2 separate regions of the Homo sapiens genome follow, and region 2 is linked to region 1. A link is a contact called in ENCODE Hi-C or POLR2A ChIA-PET data. All regions are on one chromosome and are shown on one strand. The core of a region is the stretch at or near the end of the contact, and the rest is flanking DNA. Distances in the headings are between cores, read along the strand shown.

Region 1 (3,153 bases), core at 449-2,948:
TAAAGGTTTTGCAAATACCCAGAGTACTGGTCAAGCCCACAGCAGAGTGATGAGGCCACACAGGAGGGAGAATTCAGTGACCACAACACACTGGAGGTCAACCTGTTCTTGGGACTTCAAATTTCCTGCCCTCTCCATGCTCAAGGATCTCAAGAAATAACAAAGGATTGATTCATTTCCATGGCACATGCCCAAGCCCAGTGTCCCAAAGCTGAGAAGAGTCCCCTGGAATTTGGAACTCCAGGATTCCTCCTATTTCATGTGGTCCATGGAAGAACATGAAACAGAATGGAATCACAGAGGGGTGGGCCACCACTACGAAGTCCCACCCAGTCCTTCTCATTCCACCACAAAGACCACCCCAGTTTGGTGCTGACATGTCCTTAACCCCTTCCAACACTTGCTGATCCCCCCGCTTTTTAACCAAGGGGGTCTTACTATTATTGTTGTTATTATTGTTATTAATTTTTAGTAGAGACAGGGTCTCAACCCTATGTTGCCCAGGGTGGTCTCAACCTCCTGAGCTCAAGCAATCCTCCCACCTTGGCCTCCCAAAGTGCTGGGATTACTTTGATGATAGACTGCACTCAGCCCAAAGGGGGTCTTAGTTCAGGTCATTTGGTAGGCGACAGCATCAGCTAGACTTGAATAGCACGGTTCTTCACTATACTCATTTTTTAGTTACCATCTCTTTATGGTACTATTGGTTCTTCCTCTTTTTCCTCCTTCATTAAATGTCAGTAAAGACCTTAAAGGCCACTGGGCACGGTGGCTCACGCCTATAATCCCAGCACTTTGGGAGGCTGAGGCGGGCCAATCACCTGAGGTCAGGAGTTCGAGACCAGTCTGACCAACATGGTGAAACCTGGTCTCTACCAAAAATACAAAAACTAGCTGGGCGTGGTGCCGTGCACCTGTAATCCCAGCTACCTGGGAGGCTGAGGCAGGAGAATCACTTGAACCCAGGAGGTGGCAGTGAGCTGAGCTCGCACCACTGCACTCTAGCCTGGACAACAGGGTGAGACTCTGTCTCAAAAAAAAAAGAAAAGAAAAGAAAAGAAAAAGACTATAAGGGCTGGTTGCGGTGGCTCACACCTGTAATCCCAGCACTTTAGGAGACCTAGACAGGCGGATCACCTGAGGTCGGGAGTTCAAGACCAGCCTGACCAACATGGAGAAACCCCGTCTCTACTAAAAATACAAAATTAGCTGGGCATGGTTGTGTATGCCTGTAATCCCAGCTACTGGGGAGGCTGAGGCAGGAGAACTGCTTGAACCCGGGAGGTGGAGGTTGTGGTGAGCCGAGATCACGCCATTGCACTCCAGCCTGGGCAACAAGAGCAAAACTCCACCTCAAACAAAAAGAAAAACAAAAAACTGTAAGCTGATTCGAAGAAAAGCACTAAGTAAATAACAGCATGGGTGGTATTTAGAAAAGGCAAAAACCTTGAGGGGGCTAGGGAGTGACTCATGCTGGGTGCTGCTCCAGCCCTTCTTTCTGCTCCTAGGGAGACAACTTGGACCAACTCATCCTGGCCGTGGCAGAGGATGGCCTGATTCCTGGGGGCTTGAGACAAAGGGCAGACACTGCCATTTCAGACATGGTACCTGAGACCTGAGCTGCAAAGCTCCACAAGGCCACTAGGTGGTGCAGGAGGCTCACGGAGGAAAGGACGATTGCGACAGGGCCTCTGCTTCACACCAACCTGCCGCCCAGCCACCCTCACCCCACCCCCTTGTTATTCTGATGGGAAAGGAACACAGCAAGGGGACCGGAAGGCCAGAATCCTCCAGGCTAAAAAACAGTCACAGGCAGCCCCTAGACAGGCATCAACCCTGGGCCATCTTGTACCATGTTGGGGGTCTGTCCTCCCTGGTTCTCTGCTGTCCAAAAGACAAAGGTCAGGAGTGAGCCAGGGGGTCCAGTCTTGAAACCTCTGTTCAGACCTCTCCTCCTAGAAACTTCTTCCACTGCAAGTGGCAGAATGCAGCCAAGTGCTGCCCCCACCCTGACTGTGAGTGTCCTCTCCACCAGGCGGGGTTACCTTTGTTTCCCAGCATTTAGGGAATATTCGTCCACCAGTCTGTCGTAGTGTGTCCTGATATCATCCAGACACCCGTTGTCCCCAAAGGCCCCCCACTCCATGTTGATGCACATCTGCCCCTGGTCCCCCTCCACCATCTCCACGTTCTTCATCTCCTCCATGTAGCAGGCATTGCTGCCGGTCCCTGGAACACACGAGGGGGCAATGAGGAGCGGTGGCCTTGCATTTGGGGGTCTTGCAACTGGGCCTGGGGTCTGGGGCCTGAGGTTCCACAGGCAGGGGGCACGTTTTTTGTGATGAACAAAGTAATAGTTTTTCTTTCCCAATTTTGAAATGGAAAAATTTGAAATGTAAATGGAGAGTCTGAGCCACATCACCCAGAGGGCACCTGCTTAGCTGACTTTCAACCAAGAGCCAATGTGTTCACCCGTCCAGGCAGGGTTATGTTTATTTTAATAGAAGATGGCTTTATAGCAAAGAGATGGAGCATCAATGGTAGAGGTTTAGGCAACATTCAGACCAGAAGAAGAAATATATACGTACACACACAACATCATGCACACATGAATATACAATATATACATGCCTATATATATGTGTATAAAATATTAGGGGATTATCTTCTATCATACCATAGATATTCACTTATTTTCTTTTTCTTTTCTTCAAGACAGGGTCTGGCTCTGTCACCCAGGCTGGAGTGCAGCGGCGCAATCTTGGCTCACTGCAACCTCCGCCTCCAGGGCTCAAGTGATTTTCCCACCTCAGCCTTCCAAGTGGCTGGACTACAGGCACCACCATCATGCCTGGCTAATTTTTTAAAATTTTTAGTAGAGATAGGGTTTTGCCATGTTGCCTAGGTTCATCTCAAATTCCTGGGCTCGAGCTACCCTCTCGCCTCAGCCTCACAAAGTGCTGGGATTACAGGCGTGGGCACCACGCCCAGCCCCACTTATCTTTTCTCGACAAGGATGGTTGGTCGTGGACTATGCCTGCTCAATAAGCTTTCCTACATACCTTGGGATGAAGCCCACAGTTCAGGGCAGGACAGTGTCTTCAGCATTTCAAGGGGGGCTTTCAAAAGCAATGGTTTTTCATCATTTTTGTA
Region 2 (3,153 bases), core at 1-2,500, 350 kb after region 1:
TCCTTCTTGACCCCCATTACCTCAAGCTGGAAGCAAGGTTCCCAGGCAGGGCCTGGGACAGGGGCCTTGCACAAAGAAAGTGCTTGATAAAGCCTTACTGATTTGCTGTGTTACATACGTTGCACCACAGATTGGAAGTGGAAATTCAAATCAACTCAGGGCCCAGACAGTGGTTATATCAGCCTGAGCACTGGACTTGCACATTCATGTTTAGATCAAGTCTGACAGAACCTGAAATTGCAAAAGAGTGGAAACAAGTGTTGCTACAAAATAGCCTAACCACAGTGAGACACATCTCCTTTGTTATCTGTATGACGCTTTTGGTTTCAAAAACACAGCCCTATTGCAGGATCAGTTCTCTGGGCCAGGAACTAGATCTTCTCTATTACTAACAGATCAGCTGAAGACAGCGAGGGGTGGGCCTCTACCAAGGGCCAGGACTCCCATCGCATTCAGAAACACTTTCCAACAAATGGTCTTCCCTTCAGCAAAATGAATCACAAGGTCAAGAAGGAAGTGAGAAGGAAAAAAAGAATGTCGCCCAGGTGTGTTTCTCCTGAGCTATTCGCTTGTTTTATTTCATGGACAACAGTGTTACATTATGTAACTAATTCAGTTTCTTTCATCTCATTGGGTGCTAGGAAGCTTAGAGCCAATCCTGTGACCCACTAAAGTAAGGATGTACTTTCTGTATTAGTCTCTGCTGGCTCCATTTTATGTTTATATCTTCATTTTCCCTCTATTTTTCTCATCAACTTGCTGAAATTTGCCATAAGTCCTATTTAGAACAAGGAGGAGGGTAAGAGGAGAAGGGGAAAAATGGTCCTTGCCCTTGAATAATGAAAAATACATAAGTAAGGAGATAAGTAACAATAACAAAAATAATATTATAGAAGTTAACATTTATGGCTGGGCACAGTGGCTCACCCCTGTAATTCCAGCACTTTGGGAGGCTGAGGCAGGCCGATCACCTGAGGTCAGACATTTGAGACCAGCCTGGCCAACATGGTGAAACCCTGTCTCTACTAAAAATACAAAAATTAGCTGGGTGTGGTGGCAGGTGCCTGTAATCCCAGCTACTCAGGAGGCTGAGGCAGGAAGATCATTCAAACCAGGAAGGTGAAGATTGCAGTGAGCCGATATCATGCCACTGCACTCCAGCTTGGGTGACAGAGAGACTTGGTCTCAAAAAAAAAAAAAACTTAAAAAAAGGAAGTTAACATTTATTTAGCACTTTTGCAAGGGACTTGCCTTTAGCACTTTTGCAAGGGACTGTGGCAGGTAACATTATTTGAAACTTATGCAAGGGACTATGGTATGTATCATCTCACTAATCTCCCTAACAGCCCCACCAATAAAAGTACAGAGCTATTATTTTCCCCCAAATTAGTATTATAGATGAGGAAAGGGAAGCTGAGAGAGGCTAAGTCGTGAGGCCAAGATCACACGGCTAGAAATGGTGTGGCTGGGACCCAATCCCAGGTCTGGGTGAGGCCAAAGCTCAGCCTGTGGACACCACATCTACAAAATCACATGGTAGGGGCAGAAAGTGAAGGTGCCACGGTGAGATGCACAGAGAAGCTGTGGAGGGAAGGTTGGAGAGCCCACTTCCGGCTGGCTGGCTCTAAAAAATGCTAATGTCTTTGACTCAAACAGAAAATATTACTAGGTTCATAGAGCCCCGTTGTAATGATAAATAGCCAAATAGTTAAGAGGCTGCAGGCCCCAATTCTAACGCTCCTCACTTCCCTTCGAACCCAGCCTCAGAGATGACACTTAGGCTGCACATTCCCTGTGGGCAGGGACTGTGTCTTGTTCCCTGTTGGGTCCCCGGAACCCAGTGTGGTGCCTGGCACAGAGGAGGCCCTGAGTAGCATGTGCTGCATTAGTAAAGGAACTCATGGCTCACAGATACTTCACAATCATTGTTGGCGCCATGCAGATGAAGGGAGCTAGACAAAAACCCACACACGTGTATTCTGATGACACACATTACGCAGACACATGCTGCCCTGTGTGTCTCCTCTGGAGGCACCTGCCTTTTCCATTATAACGTGGCTCACATAAGTGGTGTGCAGTTTTTCAAATTTCAATAAAAAGGAAAGACATAGTAATCTAGCTGCTTTTATAGACAGAAATAACAAAATAAAAACAGGTCTCCATCCAGGGCAAGGCAGGAGATTTGAGGGGCTTCAGCAGACAGTTCATGCCTAGATGGCGGGAACATTTTTTTTTCTTTGAGACAGTCTCTGTCTGTTGCCCGGGCTGGAGTGCAGTGGCACGATCTCGGCTCACTGCAGCCTCCGCCTTCCGGGTTCAAATGACTCTCCTGCCTCAGCCTCCCGAGTAGCTGGAATTATAGGCGTCCACCACCACACCAAGCTATTTTTTTTTTTTTTAATTTTTAGTAGAGACAGGGTTTCGTCACGATGGCCAGGCTAGTCTTGAACTCCTGACCTCAGGTGGTCCACCCGCCTCGGCCTCTGAAAGTGCTGGGATTACAGGTGTGAGCCATGGTAACTGGCTTGATTTGATTTCTGCCAGCAGGAAAAGCAGTGCTGACATGGAATCAGTAGGAAACGGGGTTTGCCCCAGGGGTGCCCCTCACCAGGCGAGGCCATGAGAGTCGCCGGAACTTCCATCCCCAATGCTTTGCCTGATGAAGCCCTGGATCACCCTTCCGGGCAAACACACGCACCGCCAGCAGCTGGAAGGCAGAATGGGGTAATCGGGTCCCACCTCAGGCACTGTAGTAGTCAGGTTTTCCAGAAAAACAGCAGGAGAGACTTTAAGGAATCGGCTCATGCGATGATCTGGTCAGGCAAGTCTGAAATCTTCAGGGCAGGCCAGGAGGCTGGAAATTCTAGCAGAAGTTTATGTTGTGGCCTTAAATCCTAAGGTGGTCTAGAGACGAATTCTTTTCTCCTCGGGGGACCTCAGTCTTTTCTCTTAAGGCCTTCAACTGATTGGGTGAGGCCCACCCACACTGTGGGAGGTAATCTGCTTTACTCAGAGTCTACTTATTTAAATGTTACTCTCATTCAAAAAAATACCCTCATAGCAACATCTAGAACAATGTTTGACCAACAACTGGGCACCAGAGCCTAGCCACGCTGACACATAAAATTAACCATCACAGGCACTTACTAGCAT

Evidence for each region. Hi-C counts contacts between places; a loop is a spot of excess contacts on that map. ChIA-PET counts read pairs that join two places held with the same protein, here RNA polymerase II (POLR2A). Pooled maps may share reads with other maps.
Region 2: a loop to region 1 is called in a pooled map, with 4 times the contacts of the local background. The contact joins two enhancer-like sites. A Hi-C loop is called at or near these places in 4 of 50 pooled maps. POLR2A ChIA-PET finds 5 or more read pairs at or near these places in 2 of 52 experiments (H1 and HCT116).

What each region holds. Positions count from the first base shown.
Region 1 is chr10:69,391,201-69,394,353 of GRCh38, reverse strand. HK1 (hexokinase 1) reads right to left here. Exons shown (of 18, transcript NM_000188.3): 15 at 2,046-2,229. Among named protein-coding and RNA genes, the nearest start is that of TACR2, 24 kb to the left of the region's middle. RefSeq lists an enhancer at 2,954-3,153. Within about 2 kb of position 1,698, at least 8 of the 41 ENCODE cell types and tissues checked have a DNase peak (open chromatin) inside an H3K27ac peak, as active enhancers do.
Region 2 is chr10:69,042,813-69,045,965 of GRCh38, reverse strand. No RefSeq gene overlaps it. Among named protein-coding and RNA genes, the nearest start is that of SRGN, 44 kb to the left of the region's middle. Within about 2 kb of position 1,250, at least 6 of the 41 ENCODE cell types and tissues checked have a DNase peak (open chromatin) inside an H3K27ac peak, as active enhancers do.